Regions from separate parts of the Homo sapiens genome. Here region 1 is linked to region 2. The links are chromatin loops, found by intact Hi-C in ENCODE. Cell type or tissue: mammary epithelial cell. All regions are shown on one strand. Links, peaks and the distances in the headings refer to the core of each region. The heading gives the core; the rest is flanking DNA.

What was found. A loop is a pair of places that touch in the nucleus more often than their neighbours do. Peaks named below come from ENCODE experiments on the same cell type or tissue, not always from the same donor. Only the 100,000 strongest peaks of a DNase experiment are listed, where the experiment ranks them.
Region 1: it touches region 2 in a loop (7-fold over the local background); 2 of 110 quality-filtered maps call a loop at or near these places.

The regions. Positions count from the first base shown.
Region 1 is chr5:87,534,978-87,545,665 of GRCh38, reverse strand. No RefSeq gene overlaps it. Among named protein-coding and RNA genes, the nearest start is that of LINC02488, 120 kb to the left of the region's middle. In mammary epithelial cell, for the core only: CTCF peaks have their summits at 4,437 (motif pointing left) and 5,629; a DNase peak (open chromatin) is centred at 4,405; H3K27me3 peaks cover 166 bases.
Region 2 is chr5:88,136,025-88,146,712 of GRCh38, reverse strand. No RefSeq gene overlaps it. Among named protein-coding and RNA genes, the nearest start is that of TMEM161B, 130 kb to the left of the region's middle. RefSeq lists enhancers at 187-967, 5,137-5,638 and a silencer at 5,225-5,274. In mammary epithelial cell, for the core only: a CTCF peak has its summit at 5,057 (motif pointing left); a DNase peak (open chromatin) is centred at 5,222; H3K4me3 peaks cover 1,661 bases; H3K27me3 peaks cover 478 bases.

The DNA of each region.
Region 1 (10,688 bases), core at 878-8,877, 600 kb after region 2:
GAAATACAAAAAACTTTACTTTTTTCTCCTTGATACTAATGTTTCTTAATGCATAGTCTTTCATATAAGGTGAATTCCAATGTTTTCCTTTTTATTTCTCCTTCTATGCCAGCAATTACCAAAGGAGAAATGTTCATATAAGCTTCCCTTTTCCCAATTACCTTCTTACAAGTACCTATGAGGTTTAAGAAATCCAATTTTCCCTTTCTATGAGTCTAATTTTCTGATTACCACTAGCAAACTCTGCAATTCCAGGCCCATGATCTTTCCATTTATTCATCTATTTAGTGAACAACCACCTATATCACAGGCATCAAGATAGGCTCTGGAGATATAACAGCGATAAAGATAGTCATGAATCCCTACTTCCAAGGAGCTTGTTCTCTACCAGAGGAAGACAGGAATGGGAAAGAAGGCAGATAACAAACAAAATAAACAAGTAAAATATAGAGATGGTTATAAATGCAATGGAAAAAACAAAGCAGGAGATGTGAGTAGAGAGTGTATTTGTGGAGATTAAAGAAAGGGTGTAGTTTTAAATACAGTGGTCCAGAAAATTCTTACTGATAAGTTTCAGTTAAACACTGCACAAAATAAGAGAGTGAGTCACTGGCATATCTTGAAAAGAGGACTCACAAGGGGAGAAAGAGAATGCAAATTCCCAGAGACAGACTCCTCCTGGCATCTGTGCCTGGAACAAAGTGAGCAGAGAGCAGTAAGAGGTGAATTCAGAGAGGTAATAGGGGCAAGGAGATATGATACAGAAGGTGCAGGTCCTTGTAGACACAGATAACAATTCTAAATTTAATTTTTAGAAAGATGGGGAGCCTTTGGGAATACTGACAGAATTGTGTCATGATCTGAGTTGTGTTTAATGGAATAATTCTTGCTTTGTGTTGAGAGTAAATAAATCTGAAGCTCTGAGTAGGTAGATGTAGGGTAGAAGTTGTAGAAATAACAGGCTTAAGAATAGACACAGAAGTTAAAACCATGATGGTTAATGGAAACTTCCAAAGAAAGCATGTGGAAAGAACAATAAAACAAGGACAATGATGGAAGCCTACTAGAGGCTAATTTGTATGAGATGGAAGGAGAGGGATGAACTCATGGAATCCAAGAAAGAGCTGGTCAGAAAAGCATGAAAAGAAACAAACAAGCACAAAATGTGAAGACTGATGAGCTCCACTAAGGCTCCAGATGAGCTTACACATCATAAATTTGGACTGAACTAAATTTGAACTGACATATATATGGTTGTGTGTGTCATTTAGAAGTACTTCTATGCCAGTAGTAGCATAGAAACCTGATTGACGAATTGATTCAGTTGTGGTTTTCCTGAGCAGGTGCAATAAATAATAGGAATATCAGATAACCAAGATATTGATGAGAGAATAGATAAGATAGTCAGCCATATGTTTCTGTGCAGGAAGAAGTAAATAAATTCAAAAGATGGATAAGTAATTAGGAAATGTAGGAATTAAGATACAATGTGTGTCTAAGAGTGTGAAGAGCAGATTTCCTAGGAAAGAGGTTAAAATTGAGGACAAGAAAAATTGTTAGAGAATGAGATTTTTGTGTTTACAATTTGTAATGTGAAATATAATTGAATGTAATGATGTGGAACACAATAATTAAATTAAAATTTGATGACTTTGATGTATCTTAGGCTGAAGATAGTTTCATTTCATGATATAGATCTGATCATTCTCATTTAACTTTTTTTATTGCTGTCATAAAAATCCTAAGTTTCTTCCAGGTGTTTTTGCTAGAGATAACTGTTCTAGTGTATGCCATCTGACCACTACTGGCAAGATTCAGGAGCCCAACATACAAAAGCTGCCCCCAGCTTACAGAATCCTCATTGTGAAGTGAAGCTTGTTTCAGACTGAATATGAACATTTTACTGGATATGCCTTATTTCAGAATGGATATGAGCATTTTACTCAAACTTACATGAAGTTCCAGGGAGTCCGGACATCATGAAAGAAGTTTTGGCTGCGCTTAGTCCTCTAAGTGCCATGTGCTTTTTTCTACTAAATAGTCTGGGTTAGGACCATTCACACTCATTATGTAAAACCAAAGAAAACTAGATAAAAGGAAGCAAAAATATATTATTTAAATGGAAACATATTGCTTACAACCAAATATGATCATAGGATTGATAAACAGATAATCCACCTTAGTTTCATTTTTAACTTCAGTTGACTATCTCTCTTGAAGCAACATAGTTGACTAGTTATGCATATGCTTCCCCAACTTTTTGTATCTTTTGTTTCTAAATCACTAGAACAACATCTGCTAGGTGTAATTTCATTTTCTCACAGTGAATGCTGAAGAAAATTGCTTCACCTTCTTGTAGGCGAAGTGCACTACTTTGAGTTTGCTGCTAGCCCTTTTAAATTTCAGTCACTAAGTGTGAACCTAAGTTTTCAGCTTCACACCTCTTTTCCTAGTATTTAAATCTGTCTTATTGTCAATGGATGCTCATTGTCTTAAAGCTCTGCATAACATCCAAACATAGTGACCCATAAGACTTCTTTTGCTCATTAATCTCCAAGTGTCTCTAATGTAAACCTACAAAGGAAGAATTTGGTAACTCCCTGCAAAATAATTAAATCAAGACTTTATGGTCCTCAAAGGGAGAGTACTCCCTAAAGTAACTCTAGCAGCAAAAGCTCCTCCTTTTTCACTTAAACCAAATATCCATTTTCTGTAGCATAATAGAGAATTCATCAAATGAAATAAATTCTTGTAACAGCTTAATCTGATGTTAAAAGAAATAAGTAAAAGAATTAATAAAAGGGAAGATAATATCAGGTATAATTTGGTGATTAATGTCCAACAATGTGTTAAAATAGAGAGTGAAAGAAAACTTATGCAAAAAGGGAAAAAAGCAGAGAAGAGAAAAACGAACAAAATCTTAAAGATATATAAGGAGAAACTGAAAAAAGGAATAAAAAATGACAATAAGAAGTAATTTTTTTAAAGAGATTGGAAATTTCTTACTATCGTAAAGCAAAGCATTATTATTTTAGTAACAATATCAAAAATGTTAAATCACAGGGTGGTTAGTAAACAAATACAAAATTTTTTTTAAAGTTGTTACATACCACTGTATTGCTTTTTATTTAATTAATTACTGCCATTTTAATAAAAATATCTATATCCTCTTATATCATAGGATGGATTATTTCATATAGATAAGCTCATATGAAAACAAAGTAATCACAATGTCTCAAATGCAGAGGACTCATGTGTGTACGTTAATCAGAATATTCAATTCTACTTGAATAAGCACAATTTAATGCTAAACTTTTAATATTTTCTGGATGCATAACTATTCAATCAATGCTTTAAGATTACCCACTTAAGTCAAGTGTAATTGGGATATTGCCCCAAAAGTCTAATGGTTGCTTCCTTATTATAGCCTGGTGTTCAGATTTATGCAAATAGAAAACAATTTCTGCAGTATCCTTTAAAAATAAAAAAATAAATAAAGTATCTGATTGTGATTGCTGTTTTGCAGGTTCAGACATTTTAATGCATTCTTTCTTGGAAAAAAAATAACAACAACCAGGAACAATAATCACAGACAAAACTTTGCAACACCAATTGCTTTGAAAAGGAAACAAATATTTCCCACACACACAAGAAAAAATACTGTCCATTCCTGTCAGCCTTTTCAACCTCTTTTGTGTTCCAAGAAATTGTGAGTAATGAAAACAGGGCAGAGCCAATCAAATGGGTGTGTATACTAGTGCACTGCGAGAGTTGAAAGCTCTGCATTTAAAATAAGGTTTATGCATTATTCATAGACTATGCATGTTTATGTAAATTACCAAAGGCGGAAGTGTATATGAAACCAGAATCTGAAGTAAAATGACGATGTTATAATATACTGCTGGACTTGCATCTCGCCAATTCAACATACCTTCATTATACTATTCTTCAAAATTACATCGTATGCCAGTTCACACTAGAAAAACTAATAAAACTTTGAGACTTACACATATATATTTTTCAACATTTCTTTCAGATTCAATATATTATTAAACAGTGAAACTTAGCCATGTAAAATTCAGACAGCCTAGGAATAAAGATGTACACATACACTCCTGTAAGCGGTTGTTACACAAGTTGAGGGACATAGAAAATGGAGCTTAGAAATTTAATTTAAAGATAGGAAGGTTTTTAATATATGGGGATTTCTGCTTTTAAAAAAGAGAAAAAACTTGAACCCTTCCTTTTTCGGAAATGGAGCCAGTAAATTTTGGAAGGCAATATAGTATTTGGAAGGCAACCTCCCATCTAGCATGGAACACTGGAGTGGTTTCTGGCCAGCAATAATCAGCTCAGACTCATCTTCTGGGTTAAAGTGTTCTTTTGAATCAGTCATTGTGGGCTGCCAGCCAAGGGGAAGAGTTCATTTGCATGAGATCTCCACCTCCTGGTCAGCTCTGAAAATCTTGGCAGCTTAGCACTGCAATTGGCAAAGGAGTGTTTTTAAAAAAAATTAGTAAATAAGGGCTTCCAAAGAAAACATTGTCACTGAATTAAGTCCAATGCACCTGAAATACATTGCTCTGTTATCTTTTAAATTGTTATGAATATAGCAGGCATTTTAAAGTCATTTCTGTTTATTTCCTTCCTAATGTACTGTGTGAACCATTTTTCTCATGTGTTAACGTACTATATGCAAATGGCGTTTAATGTGTTTTATTCACAGAATGCATTTACAAATCATTTTGTGTGGGGGGAAAGCAGTTGTTTCACTTTTGCTGTGAAACTGAAAAGTAGGAGTATATATCACTACATTTCTAAAATGAGAGAAAATTTAAATGGAATGAGGAAAGCCCACACATGCTATAATAAAAATTGTCTATGTTCCTAATTCACCTATTAGTACCTTTTTCTCACTTCATAGATTTTCAAAGTCTGCTTGCTAAATTTCCCTCCCTAAGAATTTTAAGCTCTTGTCATTTGAAACAATTAGCTTTGCCATTATTTGTGCTTAGGTCCATGTGTACTGCTCCTCTTAGAAATCAAAAGAAACCCTCAGAAACAGCAAACACTTTTTAGTAAAGCAAGAAAATTAACTTAAACATTTGTGCTTTACGTACTACCAAAATAACTGAGAGTAATTTCTAACACATCTAGTCAACATATATTTCATTCATGGCATTTAAAGACTTTAAATAATTTGCAACAGAATTTATTTTTATATAATTCTTATACTCTAAACAATATAAAATCACTAGGTGTTTAAAAAATGCTGAGAGTAGGTTAAATACTGAAGGGGCATTCAAATTCCATTTAATATAATATTAAATATGTAACCAAAAAGGAACATAACTGTTACAAAAATAATGTAAAGAATGTGTACAACATAATATTTTTTTCCTGTTAATTCATAGAAATAGATCTCTAAATGGCTATTTTCATTCCACCTATAGAATGACCAGGAAAAATGTTGGCAATTACTCTGTGAATGGCATTCTACCCTGGCATGAAGGTATAACTAATTTACATATAACATTGTTGGAAATGAAGCCTGTGACATACAGATCATCACCAACATTGGGAATGCACACTGCCAATTGTACCTCCTCATACAAATAGATACTGCCACTTATGGATCAAAAGGAGTGTTGCGACTGTGGTCCTGAGCTATTAAAACATGTTACAGAACTTTAAAGGTGTTGTAGAAGAAGGGACTTTATCATTAGAAGGATATTTTTCCCTTTGTCATGTAAACTTACTCCATGGAAATATTTATGTTTTACCTACATTGTCATATTTTCCCCAAAGGAAAAAGGCATATAGCACAAAAATTAAAAATGTTTAATTATTTTATATGTTAGTAAAATGGCACTTCATATTTTTTAAATAATAGAAACACAATAAAGTCTTTTTTAAATTTTAGAATAGGAAAGAAAAAGAACAAAACGTAGATACAATCTACTAATCTTTGAGCAATGGCTTAGTAGTTTCCATGGTGACATGAATCTACAAATATAAATTCAAGTGAGGCAACTTTTACTTCATTTATCAGAAAAATACTCAAAAGAGAATTTTATTTTAAATTACCTGGATAATTATCTCGGTTATTTCTTTCATGTTGCATACATATCACTGATCGACTTATCTCTTACTATTCATCTTTGTATTTTAAAAAATCTAAAAATTTGCTGTGTGCATTTTAGAAGACTAAGTATTTTTAATCTAACACAAGATTATTATTATTTATTGATGTTAAAAAAGCTTTCTTGGTAACTAAATAGTGAATTGATTACAAAACTTGAAGAGAATTAAGCTCCCAGCAGTGAGAGATTTTTCTACCAAAATTTTTGAAAGAGGAATATGAGTGCATTCGAGATTTTACATCTGCCCTATGGGAAAATCGATAATAGATTGTTTCTATACACTATATGTCAAGACTTGCCTATTGAGGAATATACAATAGGTATGCACTGGAGTATAATTTACAAAGTACATTTAAAAGGTATTTCCATAGTGCCCTAATCTATTACAGTTTCTGTCCTCTAATTTTCATGAGGCTTCGTTGTGCATCTTATTTTCTATTTAGTGAAGAAATTAAGTGATTGATTATGGATGATAAGTGAAAAATCAGTCAAATGTGGACAAGGCTGGCCTGATAGGACCAAAATGAAGTATGCTTTTGGTTGTGTAATAATTTCCAGCTGTGTTCTAGTTTAAGAAAATGTCCAACATGACACTCCCAGCTTAACTCAGTCACACATTTCACACAGGTAGTATTTTTCAGATGACACCAAGTTAGAAGGGATTGCTAACACCTCAGAAGAAAAGATCAGAATTCAAAGTGACCTCGATAAATTGAAGAAACAGCATGAACCTGGCTAGCCACAGGCCCTACAGGGAAAAATATCTAAGCTAGTATTCATCATTTATTTATTTTTTCATTCATTCATAAAATATTAATTGAATGCCTACTATGTGCCAGCTGCAAGCTGAATATTGCTTAACACAAATGCATTTTTAGTTGGCAATCTACCCCTTCCTTCAATGCATGGCTGGACCCTTTCAGGAAATCAGTTCCTTTCAAAATTGTGTGCTCCTACATTATGCAAAATCAATAGATTTAAGAGAAAAAATACAAATAGGGCAAAAAGTATGACATAACACCATATATAGATATATATACTTTATATATGTGTATATATATATATACACACACACACACACACATTTATAGATACATACACACACATCTCCTCATTCTCTTTTAAAGGTGAGTCACTTTGAGAGGACAAAATAAGTCATATTTAGTGTTTAATTGTGGGTTTCTATAGGGTTATAATAAAAGTAATTTAAAATATTTTTATGGCTCAATCTTTCCATGTTAAATTGAAGAATAATCAGGATATCTTTAAAAATCTGATTCTGCTAGATTCTCACCTGTGTTTCCACCCTGGCTGCCTTAAAGAAGAGTAATCATGCATCCTGGTTTGATTTGGACAGTTTACATCTGCGGTCTCAGCACAATTATTAATCTGTCTTTCACTTTCAGAAGTGATCAATTTAAACAATAAATTATGTGACCCCTGTGTCTTGAGGTGCCACTTCAACTATACCCAAGCACTGCACCTTTTGATGGGGTCAAACGAGATGCCATTCTAGCCCTCAGGGAGCTGACTGGAAACCGAGGGAGACATAAATATCAACAACTCTTTTCAAGGGAAATCAAGAACTTGAAGAAGAACAAACTTCATACAAAAGTAGGTTAAAAAAGGATAGTATTCGAGAAGCCATTAAGGCTGTCAAATTTGAGAACATAAGACAGCAAAGCCTAATAATTAACAACTTATTAAACACAGTTCATTTCTGAACAAAAACCACTTTATCTAGGGGTTTTTAATTTGAAAACCATGTTATACAGGCTATTGCAAATAACAGCCAGAAATAATAATAGTGCATAACAGTAATAGCAATACATGAATGATATTTACTTGTGTATAATGAAAAATATTTTCATTACCCTTCAAGGCTTTTCACCAGTCCTTGACAATGGATAATGCATATTTTTTTTAGTTAACAAATACTTCCTGTTTTGCCTGAATTATATTTCTCATATTTTCTCCTCTCACTTTTGTAACCTTAGGTTTGAGGAAATAAAGAGTTAAATTTTTAAACAGCCACTGATATGCTCTCTAAAGCAATTATTCCTTCTGTCACCAAGAGATAAATGTACTACCACAAGACATTACAAATATGCTCCTCTAGACTCTAATACAAATTACTGTCAGACCACACCACTTAAAGCCTTCCTCCTCTTATTTAGTAAAGCCAATTTCTTGTGATTTTTTTTTACATATAAAGAAGAAAATATCTTGCTCTGAAGATTGTTAACACATTTTAACATTTTTTTAACTGTTTAAAATAACAAAACTGTTTATTAACTCTTAAAACCATTAATACTGAGACTGTTGAACCTTCTGGAACAAGTCAGTGGGGGAGAAAACCTCTGGAATCAAGTGAGTTTCCTACTCTCTGGGAGGGTTGCAGAAGGACTTCAATCATTGAAAGCAATTCTAAAGTTAGTCCTAGCCCCAAACAAGCTTCTGGAAGAAAAATTTAAACTGCTAAAATTGAAGTATAGATTTACCTCAATTATAGTCTTATCCCCAGAAGAAATTATCTTAGGGTTATTCAAAGCATATCAATAATGCTCAGAGACTGTGAACATATTTCTCTTAAAAAACAATGTGCATTTTAATGAAATATCTTCTCGTCTACTTTCCAATGGAAGGAATGTATTATGGTTCTAATATTTACTTCCTTCTAGCTCTCTGTGTGGTTATTGACTAAACTCGATCTCTCTGTTCACATTGGTATGATCATCCATAAATGTAAGAACATCTACTAAGACTCTGTGGAGAGTTTGTGTTGTATCAAAGCTAATGATGACCTTAAGGAGCAGCCATATGTGCCTGTTTGGTAGGGAATTACTGCTCTCAACCTGCATCCCACCTCACAGCCCACTCCCAGTATCACACCTTGAAGTGTCACTTCCCAGCCTTCACATTGCTTCCATTGCTAAACACTATTAGTGGCTTCCAGTTGTACCAGGTGATGAGGCCAGCCTTTGTCATGACAATGAGGACCTGCCTGACCTGGCTCTGCCTAACTCTTCAATCATCCTGTACTACTCTGACCTTCAATATCTACTCTAGCTATATAGGCCTTAGGTCAGTTTTCAAATATGCCTAACTCTTTCCCAAGGAATGTTTCTGTACACACTGTTCTCTCAGACTGGAAGGCACTTTCCCCTGCGCTTCACAGTGGCTGCTTCTTTATCCTCTTCATCTCTGTTTAAATGTCACTTTGCAGAAAGGCTTTTCCTGATGCTTTATCTAAAGTATCCCTTTTCATTGATTATCTCAGCAGTCTTTATTCTAAAAGCAGATCAATGAGGGGTAAATGATGGAACCAGCCATGGAGAAAGCTGGTATTACTCATACACGCACACACACACGCACATACACACACACACACACGGGTTGTAAAAATTATGCATTAAAGCAAATGAAAATAATGTTTTAACATCTGAAGAGGTTAAGGAAGAGTAACTCAGCTCTTGAAGATACCAATATCTTGGAAACACCAAAAAATCTTTCCCTTTCTGGTTTCCAAATACTCCAGCAGTCAGTAATTAAGTGGCAGACAGGAGGCCATAGGATCCCACTTCAGGGAAGCTGACCAGTGCAATAGAAAAGACCCACAGATAAAGACAGCTGGAAGTCATGCAACAGCCAGCCAAGTCCCTGCCTAATCACCCTACAATGAAGCTTATAATTTACTATTCCTGCTTATTCATCACAATTTTCAGTCAGTCATTTAGAGGTTCTTTTAAATATAAACAGACAATCAATGATCACTAGAAATTTGAAGACTCTAGCATAACAGTTCAAATAAATAAAGAAAAGGGAGAAGAAATAAAACAAGAAAAAGAAAGAAAGAAGAAAGAGAGAGAGAGAAAGAAAGAGAAAAAGAAAGAAAGAAAAAGAAAGAAAGAGAGAAAGAAAGAAAGAGAAAGAAAGAAAGAAAGAAAGAAAGAAAAGAAAGAAAGAAAGAAAAGAAAGAAAGAAAGAAAAGAAAGAAAGAGAAAGAGGAGGAAGGAAGGAAGGAAGGAAGGAAGGAAGGAAGGAAGGAAGGAAGGAAAGGGAGGAGAGAGGAGGAAGAGAGAGACAGAGAAAGAAAGGAAGGATTCAGAGAAAATCCAGGCACTGAAAGAAACTTTAAAATGTTTTCTTCAGAAGACTCAGAAAATAAGAGAAGATACTGGATCTATGAAGAAGGAGGAGTAAGTAGGAAAAGAGAGAATGGAAGGGGAGGAAGAGGAAATAGAACAGCAGCAGCAGCAGCAGCAGCAACTACGACTGTACAAATATCATGGAGAAATAAAAAGGCTACTAAAGATGACTAATAGAAAAAAAAACTGAAGACCAGGTAATGGGTCAATATTATAAAACAAGAGTTTCAGAGAGATAAGAGAAAGTAAAGCAAAGAAAATTATTAAGAAGTGATACAAAAAAGTGCTTACGAAAGAAGAACAAATATCTTCAAATTGAAAGACCTCTTCAAATACCTAGCACAATGAATACAGATGGACCACACTAACGTACATAGTCATGAAACTTCACCCCCAT
Region 2 (10,688 bases), core at 953-8,952:
GAAAGCAATTTTCATGAAGCTTTAAGTTCAAGAAATGTTAACATTACTTTCAAGGGAAAAGTATTTGAAAATGGAAATACTTTTTGAATTGTTAAATCGATACATTTGTTAACAATCAGGTGGTTTCAGTTCATAAACCACATACAAGCAAGCAGAATAAATAGGAAATAAATTAGGTGCTATTAGAAAGGATTTTAATATTGCAATATTATTGTAGCCATGTACCAGAAACTTCTGTAAAGGATCACCTGGAGGTGATGGGGCCCCAGCATTTGCCTGACAGTCGGTCTGTGACTCACTCTCTGAGAAACGCAAATGCGGATCCTCAGTTTGTCCTGTTGAGGCATTGCTGCCTCCTCTGGAACCGCTATTGTTTTGGAACAACAGTGGCACATCTGCGACAAGATTCGTTCCCACTTCCACACTCATCCTGGACCCTTAGAAACTCTGGGAAGGGAAAATTGTTTTGACTTAAACTCCGTCCAGAACACTGGGTTTTGAAAGGGAGTTATTGCCAGGTGATTAATTCCCACTCCGGAGGTTGTCAGCTTGCTAGAGACGGCTGGTGTCCGCTCGTGGTGTGCAGGGGGGTACTTCCTGCCTGCCTCAGCGACTCTTGTTGCTCTGGGCCCAGAGCTCGGCTTAGTATAGTGAACGACTCCTCTCCGCCCCTCCTGCCCGCCAGGGCTTTCAGGGTTCAGGTTTTAGGTGTTTAACTTTGAACACCATTCATTTCCAGATAACTTTGACCCAGCTGGCCAAAGGCATCAAATGATCAGGAGTGGGTTCCAACTCTGGGGCCTGCAAGAAGAGCAAGCGCTGGCTCTGCACTTCTAGAAGTTCTGCCAACTTTGCTCTTGTTGGTTTCCCGACCCGCTCTCTTCAACTCTCTTCTGAGAGCTGGAGAGAGTAAAGACGCCTCTTAAAACGGAATGCTGAGGGACAGGTTTAATGTAAATAAGAGGCGCCAGAGTCCGCCACTGGTGCACTTGGGCACCAGGTCCCTACCTGGATCTACTCTGCGCTCACCCCTTGGGAATGCGGGACATGAGTAAGATGTGACACCCTGAGCACATTGCTGCTGCTAGAGGACATTGCACGGAGTCTATGCTTTGTTTCGCTTTGCTTTTTAAAATTTTGTACTCTCGTGTTCTGCTTGGAAACATGTTTTACTTACCCACTTACTCCCAACACATCCTCTTAGCTCTTTTTCTGCATCCCTTAACCCCCCAAGATGAACGCGCGTGTCAGCAGCTGTTCTGACTTGCCTCCAGTGACCCACAGGCCAGCTTCTCAGCCCACTATCCCTGACCCCCGGGGTCCCGGGGTCATACTACTCGACTCCAGGCATGAGGGTCCCTCCATCTCGGGACACTACTTTTGGGACTTTTCCGCCCACCGCGGATGAAAGTCAGATAACAACCACTATCAGGGACGCTACGGCAGCCGGGAGCCCCGGAAAGATTGGGCCAAGCCCCTTCCAGAGCCTCTCGTTAGGTCTCAGAAAGACTTTTTTAGGGTCCCTACTCCCTTTTCATCTGAGCTTTACTCTTGACTTTTGTTATGAATTCCCAAAAGGAAGGCAGGCAATAGGGGAGGGACCATGGAGGAAAAAATAAGAGCTAACAGGAGACACTCAGATTATATATTTATTTTATATAAAGAAATGATACATATGTAATTTTAGATTTTCTTCCGAATTAGAGTTCTCAGGCTATAGAAAACCTATTTTTAACACCCGCTTCTCCCATAACGGCCTTGATTGCTCAAATTGCTTCTAATTGGATGGCACACATTACTGGAGACGAAGGACGAATGACAAGCAGCCTTCATTCTTTTGCAGATTTAGATAATGTCTCTGGATGAATATCTTTTCTGATCAGGAAGAACAGGAAAACTCTTAAACTGCCTGCAGTTTTCATAAGGGGTTTGTGCAATAGGGGGAAATGTCCTGACCATCACACGAGCATGGAAATTGATGGCATTTTACAGAAAGCACCGCATAATAATCTAGTGCCACCGTTTTTCCTCCCGGATCTGTCATGGTACAAAGAGTAAACACACTTTTTTTTTTTTAAACTCACTTAGCCTTCCTTCCATCTCTTATGTGGGATCTGTAAAAGTTTTCAGTAAACCTCTTTAAAACGTATACGTTATCCATATCCCCCTTCCCCTTGTTCAAGGCTTGGCCGGCCCTGAGTGCCCTTGGTGCGGCGTGCCAGCCCTGACAGCCGCAAGCAACGGTCATTATTACCTCGCAGACCGGCGCATTTCAGAGTCAGCGACTAGCGGATACCCATGGGCTCCGGGCTATTGTACCACCGAGAGGTGTAAACCCAACTGGAGTTTGCTGAAGGCAAGCTTCCAAGGTGAGGGCTGGGTTTTCTCGGGTGCTTTCGGGCCGATCCGGGGTGGGGCACCTCAGAGGCTAACACTCATCTAAAGCTGGTAGAGGCTGAAATATTATGGACACCTGAACAAATCCGAGACACGCATGATGTCTCGCTAAACTGCAGTTTCATTTTTTCCACTACCCAGAAACAAACAAACAAACAAATACATAAATAAAGTCATTGTTCTAGGCCAGAGAAAATATGCCAACAAGAAGTCACCCTTTCTGTTTCAACTTCAAAGGCAATGGATTTTTCTTGCAATTCTTTTATTTTAGAAAAGGAAACTCAGAATGGCAGGGGGAAGCCCCTCCAGGCCACTTTAAATTTCTTCACAGTAGAGTCCTGGGCGAAGAGTGAAGATCCTGGGATAAGGGTGTTTGTGGGTTCTTTGAATGGAAGCCCACCCAGGGCACCTGGCTGCAGAGTAGGGCGTTGGCACCGCCCGGATCGGTAGCCCGCCGCCTGCGCCTTTCCACCATGCCCAGGCACAAGTTTCCTTTTCTCTTCGTGCAGCAAAGTAAGAATGCCCCAATTTTTGAGGAATCTAACTCTTCTGCTGCATTAAAGGCCCACATGCTCTATAGTTTCACATTTTACATTGGCCCTGAGAATGAGGTTATTAGTCTCATAAGAAAAGATTGGGCAGTAAGAAATGCTAAAAGATGGAATTCCAAATTGGCCCCTGCAGTAGGAGTGTGCGTCACCCCGGCCTTGGCTGGGTCGCCAAACACTGTCGAAACTTTCTGGCTGTCTTTAGAAGATACCCTCTACTAGTCACTTGACGGGCAGGAGGTGCAACGCGGAAGGAAACATCACGGATTGGGGGTACTGGAAACTTTTAAAAGGTCTGGAAAATCCCTCCGATTTAGTGGATGCTTTTCCGCGGCAGTTTAAAAACTGAAAGGCAACATAGAAGCTTCTACTTTAAAAAGGTAGCCCTGGTGATCCAATCCCGATCTTTTGGCTGGCAAAGAGGCAATTGCCTGAAAACGAAATTGGCATTCAAAAAGGGTCAGGTACAGCCCAGAGTCCCTGTACTCATTTTAGACTCAAGAAAAGGCGCTTCCCATCCCTAGCTCTTTTAGAAAGAGAAAGGAAAAGGAGGAGAAAGCAGAAAGGGGGGAGAGCCGAGAGCGCAAGAAAGAAAGAGAAGAGGGGGATATTTAGCAAGTTAAAAGGTTAAATGTTTGAACAGATTTGTAAATATATAGACAACCCTTGTTATTTGGGATGTGTAATAATGCCTTTTTGTGGCGCTGTCTGGCTGGGAGGCTGCCGAGGACCGCTCCCTGGCACCTTCTTCACTAGGAAATGAACAGTAAGTTCATGGACTCAAAAAACAAAAACAGGGCTACCCTCCTTTGGAGGAAAGGGAATTCTCCCTCTATTCGGTCATTGAAAAATAAAAAGAAAAGAAGAAAAAAGAAAGTAAAAGGAAAGCAGGATCAATGAGATTTTATTTTTCTTAGGTATGATTTTTCAGGGAGCAACCCAGAAAGCTGTCTTCAGGCTGAAACAATTTCAAAGTATTGTTTAAGCGGATGACATTCTCCAGCACTCAGTTATCCATTGTGCATCTATTATATCTTTGAACTCAACTCTCTTGTCTAACAAGGTTGTGTGTGTGTGCCTGTTGTGTATGCGTGTGTGTTTAGAAAACCTAGGTTCCCCAGTGGTGCTTCCTTGGCTGAATAGGGTGGGTTTCTTTCGTTTTTCTCGCATTGGTGTTTTCTGGACAACTGTACTGAGCGCTGTTGATGGCATCGGTGCTCTGCCCGTGCCCGTGGGCGGAGGACATAGGCTGTGGGTGTGTCCCGCCCGCAGGCGCGCGTGCGTGTGTGCGTGTTTGTGTGTGTGTGTGTATACACCCATTCTCTGGTGTGCATCAAATGGAGCCTTTTTTTTTTCTTGCCCGTGTCTGCGTCCTGCGTATATTAGTATTATGCAAATAGAGTCATTTCGCTTGAGTATTTTTTTTGGAGGGGGAGGGGATGAACCATTTTAATTCTTCTCTAGTATTTTCTCGGCAGTCTTTCCACTGAGTGTGAATTCATTTGGATGCCTTTTCTGAGGTCCGTCTCTGTGTGTGTGTGTGTGTGTGTGTGTGTGTGTGTGTGTGTGTGGAGGGGGAGACTGCGTGCCGGTCAGTGGGTGTGTGCCTCGGTGTGTGGAAGAGCGTGCACAGCCTGTGAGAACCTTGTGAGCGATATGTGTTCTCTCCAGGTGTTCTGTTTGTCTCTACCTCCCGTGCTTTGCGTTCTCGGAGGTGATTATGTGCATATTTACATATATGTGCCTATTCTCTTGCCTTCATGTATTGTCTTTCTCCACAATCCAGACATTGCATATATATTCTCTTATCTTTTGGCAAAGTGCCTTTTTTATTCCTCGAAGAATATTTATTGATGTGATAATCTGAAATGAAAAGTGGTCTCCCATGAAGGAGATGGAAGAGAAAGGAGTGTTCATCTTTCTTAATAGATGGGGCAGAGCCAGTTGACTGGATCACAGGGTTTCTCTGCACTTTCTGCGTGTGTGTCTGTGTGTGGGGGGTGGGGGCGGGGGCGGGGGCGGAGGCGGGGGCGGGGGAGGAGGGAAAAGGAGCCTTTAACCAGAACAAAGATAGGCCATCGCGCCCCCTTGCGGACAGGCTGCATATTGCGCCGACCAGGCCCGCCCCGGCTTTCTTTAGTCGAATGAATCTTGTAATTTCCTCCGTTAAACCATTCAGGGGCCGCCTCTCAGACCCAGCCCCCGGCCATCAGCCAATCACCAGGCGCCATGCAAATCATCTCTTCCGTTCTCCAAACCCGCGTCAGCCTCTGCGGCTGCTCTGGCCACCCCGCCCCAGCCTCATTTCCTCCCCTCCCCTCCCCTTCCCTCCTTCGCCCCCGCCCGAGCAGCTGCCGGGGAAGAGGGCAGTGCTGGGTGCCTCATGCATATTCAGACCGATCCTCCTCCTCCCTCCACCTCCTGCCCCCTCCTGCCGCCTCCTCCCTTTTCCCCGGCCGCGCCCGCGCTCCTGGACGCGCAGTTCTCCGAGCTCTGGTCCTGAGCCGCTGTTTCCCAGAAGAAGGCCTACGTGAGCTCTTGGAGCAGACGAGGGAAAGGGAGGAAGGCTCTACCCTTAAAATCCTCTCGAAGGTCAAGTTTGAGGCTTGCCGAAAGGAGGAGAAAAGTGTCGAAAAATGCCGCTACAGGGTTTGCGGGAAGGTTCTGCACGGAGACTGGTTGGAAATGCCTTTCTCCCCCTAAATACCAGATTAATTTCTCTGAAACACACAATGTATTTGTCATGCCCAAAGGATGATGATAGATGGTTTTTTAAGCCCAGAGTAAAGTGTGCATTTGTCTTGTATATCAAGGCTACAATGAAACCACGAAGAACTGGAGAGGAGATCACCCAGCGTTGGCTGCTTAATAGGAGCGGGGAGAGCGAGTGAGGAGTAGAGACGGGGGGCGGGGCGAGTGGTGGCCCAAGACCTGCTCCAGGTGGGCTGTTCCCTGTCGGCTCCTGGAACAGGACGGGTAAGCCGACTAAGAGCGCAAACGGGGACCCATGAAAAGAAAAGAAAAAACAAGATCCGGGAATAGTTTGTTACTGTTATTTACATCCAGACTCTGGTTTTCCGGCCCTTTACAGCTGCTGGTGAAGAGTATTCAAGCTTTGAATACTGCTCTGAACTGACCTTGAGGCACATTGAGAGGAAAAATCACTGGAGAAAATCGCGGTTTGTGTAGTGCTTTGAGATCCTCTAACGCGAAAGCAAGAGAATTGTGAAGTGACCTTGTTTCATAGATCTCTCTACGTCCACATTGGAATACTAAGGGACTTTTTAGTGAGAATTGAGTCAGTTCCCCCTTAAATCTTACACCGCAGAGAAGTGAGTAGAGACCGCAAGATTTAAAATAACATTTTGTCAGCTTTTATTCTTTCAACACATTTTTATGGAGTGGTGCTTATTGTGTGCCAGGTACACAGCATCTTTTTCCATGCGAAACACATTACGCAGGCAGTGATTTGCAGGTGTACCGGAAATTAGGGAAAGGGATAGGAATTCTGGATGCTTTCTGTTCTGGAATTGCTCATTGTCTTGCAAGAAGAAGAGATATAATAACAGATAAATATGGCACAGTGTAACATGGAGCATGGAAACAGCTTAAATATCTGTCAAAAGTGCAGTGAATTAATGTATTGGCATATCCCTACAGTGAAATACTCTTTATGAATTGACTATCTTAAAAGCAATGTTGGATGAAAAAAAGCAAATTGCAAAAGAATACATGTGATATTGGCCGGGCGCGGTGACTCACGCCTGTAATCCCAGCACTTTGGGAGGCCGAGGAGGGTGGATTACGAGGTCAGGAATTCGAGACCAGCCTGGCCAAGATGGTGAAACCCGTCTCTACTAAAAGTACAAAAGTTAGCCAGGGGCGGTGGCAGGCGCCTATAATCCCAGTTACTCGGGAGGCTGAGGCAGGAGAATTGCTTGAACCCTGGAGGCGGAGGTTGCAGTTAGCCGAGATCGCTGCATTCTAGCCGGGGCAACAGAGCAAGACTCCGTCTCAAAAAAAATGTGATATTGATGCAATATTAATATCTATTAACGTAAAATTATCCTTCCCATAACAATTTGTTGGTACGTAACTATGTAATAAAAGTATAAAAGCATGTTGGGGAAGAATGCGTGCGAACTCCAGCATGGGGGAGACCCCTGGAAGAGAAGGAGCCTTTATCCACATGGATATTGGCTATATGAGTAATGTTTATTTCCTTAAAAAAATCTTAGAAAGAAGCCAGAACATAGAGAGGTATGGGAAGGCTTTACAGAAGAGCTAACTTTGAAGCTAAGTTCTTGAAAGTGATAAGCAGGAGTTTAGTAGGAATATTTGAAAGACAATTCTTCTTCTTGAATACATGAGAATGAGAAATATAAACTATGTGAAGCTTTTGAACTTTTGATATTTAGGTTAAATACAGTACAATTCACTTTTTCAGGGATATAAATTCTTTGAGTTTTACCAGTGTGTAATGTAATCACGACCACAAGCAAGAAACAGAATTTCATCATCCCCCAAAACTTCTTTGTGCTGCCCTTTGCAGTCAATCCCTCCCAATATCCTGTAACCCTGGAAACCACTGATCTGTTTTCCATTCCTGTAGTTTTGCCTTTTACAGAATGTCATATAAATAGAATCATACAGTATGTAGCTTTCTTCTGTGTGGCTTCTTTTTACTAGCATAATGGATTTGATCTTCATCTGTGTTGTTGGGTGTATCAACAGTTTGCTCTTTTTGATTGCTGAGTAGTATTTCATTGCATGAACGTACCACAGATGGTTTATCCTTTTAAAAGTTGTTGAAGGCCATTTGAGTTGTTTCTGATGTACAGTTTTTTTTTAATTTTTTTATTTTATTTTTTTGAGATGGAGTCTCGCTCTGTCGCCCAGGCTGGAGTGCACTGGTGCGATCTTGGCTCACTGCAAATTCTGCCTCCTGGGTTCACGCCATTCTCCTGCCTCAGCCTCCTGAGTAGCTGGGACTACAGGTGCCTGCCACTAAGCCCGGCTAATTTTTTGTATTTTTAGTAGAGACGGGGTTTCACCATGTTAGCCAGGATGGTCTCGATCTCCTGACCTTGTGATCTGCCCGCCTCAGCCTCCCAAAGTGCTGGGATTACAGGTGTGAGCCACCACACCCAGCCCTGATGTACAGTTTCTTAATTCCAGGGACTGGGTTCATTGCTGTCATGTATAATGGGGATCTTCTGTGAATGGCTATTATATTACATATAATAAGTGTGTACCATTATTTCCCCTGAGAGGCTAATCTATAATCTGGTGTTAAATACTGTGTAGAGCTAGGTAAGAACCTACCCAGCCAACTATATAGAAAAACACACATGTTCACAGTATTTCAGAAATTGCCCTTCAGCTTACTTACTTGTAGTGAGTTCAATAGAAGATACTCACTAAAGATGCCAGCTGATGACCAGCATGTGTGAACTTACATATATGTAGTGGAGGATTTAAATTTCTTACTGTTTGAGCACCTATGACTTTCCTAGTGTGGAATTATTCTTTGTTTCTAAATATTTCCTAAATTCTCCTTGAAAGATTGACCTTTGCTTTCTGAGGTCTGAGTGGAGGTTTACTTGCAGGCAGTATCCCCATACATTTGATAGAGGATGACAAATTCACATAACCAATTAAGGAGTTCTGAGCACTTGTAAGGAGTCACAGTAATTCCAGATTCTGGACTGTACTGTCAACACTCAAGTGTTTGATTTCCTCTTGTTTGTTTCTCATCAGGACCCTGAAAAGCTGATAGCTAGGGTACATAGATTGGGTGCTGAGTTCAGGCACAGAGTAAGGAAGCCTGTGGGTACATAAGCACTTATTAATGTATCCCTTGAATTCCAAAGTCAAATATCAACTGTTTGTTGATATTTGGAGCCTTATTTATTTATTTATTTAAAAAACCTCTAGTTCCTCATGGCTATTTGAAAGCTCTCTTTCAAAGGCAGCTGTAAGAGTCAATAACGTGCAAGATGGTAAGGAGAAGTGTAAATAAACATTCACAGATTGATGACCTTTTGGGTGTGGTTCAGAGTCAAGAAAGGACAATCCCAACTGTAAAGACTGATGGCAGTATTGGGATGCAAGGGGTGCTATTGTCTAATCCTAGTCTTCTTGCTAGAATAGGCTGTGTTTTGAACTTAAAATTGTATCCAGTTGCTACATGTGAGAGTGCATGTCATCCCTAGTTTTAGTTCTTATAATCAGCATCACCCTCTGGCAAATGATACTGGAAAAAAGTTTTAATTAACAATTCAACTAAACAAATGGTAAAATAAACAATAGGAATTTCCTTTGGATACATTCTTAAGTAAACGTTATAAAGGTTATAAATCAAGGAATGTAAATGCCACATTTTCACTTTGTTAAGTTCTGTGCCACCTTGGAAAAAAGCCTACTTTATTTGTACCACAATTTTATCTCTTATAAAAGGGCAGAGGACTAAACATGTTGCTATTTATGATTTAAGATTCCCCCGGCAAGAAGCACTTTATGAACCCTAGACTTTGCTGTGATAGAACTCTTTCATTAGTCATGCCAAATTGCAATGATTGAGGCATCCACCATTTTCCCAATTAATTATAACACACCCAAGCTTCATGTTTCCTGGTGCACTTTGAAGATTTTGAGAAAGTGGTCATTTCCTCACAATAACCTAATTTACAGCCCCTATTCAAACAAGGTAATTTAGAGCATGCACTCTTAACTTGTTTAGTAAACATGTCCAAGCTAAGAAGTGTTGGCCCTGTGAAGCTCATCAGTCCAGTGACTTAACAGTAGTTCTTCCATTAAAAGAAAATCACTGTCCGGGTGCGGTGGCTCACACCTGTAATCCCAGCACTTTGGGAGGCTGAGGCGGGCAGATCACAAGGTCAGGAGATTGAGACCATCCTGGCTAACATGGTGAAACCCTGTCTCTACTAAAAATACAAAAAAATTAACCAGGTGTGGTGGTGGGCGCCAGTAATCCCAGCTACTTAGGAGGCTGAGGCAGGAGAATGGCCTGAACCCGGGAGGCAGAGCTTGCAGTGAGCTGAAATTGTGCCACTGCACTTCAGCCTGGGCAACAGAGTGAGACTCCGTCTCAAAAAAAAAACAAACAAACAACAAGCAAACAAAAAAAAAGAAGATCACCTTTGCGCTTTGTGCTACAAATAAATTGGTGCTGACTTAGTACCAAGACTGTGATTTCTAATGAAAATTAAACTATTGATGGTAAAACAAAATAACAGAAAAAAAAAAAGAAGAGACACCTTTCAAATGACCACCAAATTCATAATCATGGATTAAGCCAGTGAAGATTTTCTCTTGCAGGCACTGTCTTTTAAAATGAGATTCTGTTCAAGAGTGTTACAGTAGCATAATATAAATCGGTGGCTATGGCTTTTAAACTCTGGTTCTTTCTCCTGTAAAGCAGCATAAGTGAGTGCCTTATCATAACGTCGGAATAATGACATCTCAAGGCCTGCATGTTGCATTCACAAGCAAGGAGAGTCCCAGAACGAGGTTGACTCAGCAGTACCTGACCAGGCTGCTTAATGCACTGATGAATACCATTGCCCCTAGGAATTAAATATAGAGGTGCCTGGAGCTTGTGTAAAGTTCTCTGTGCCATTTGAAAAAGGTACTCGGAGAAAAGATGGGCTGATTTTTAATTTTAATGTTTTACTCATCGGTTTAAGTACATTTATGGTTTGCTTTGCAAAATGTCAACAG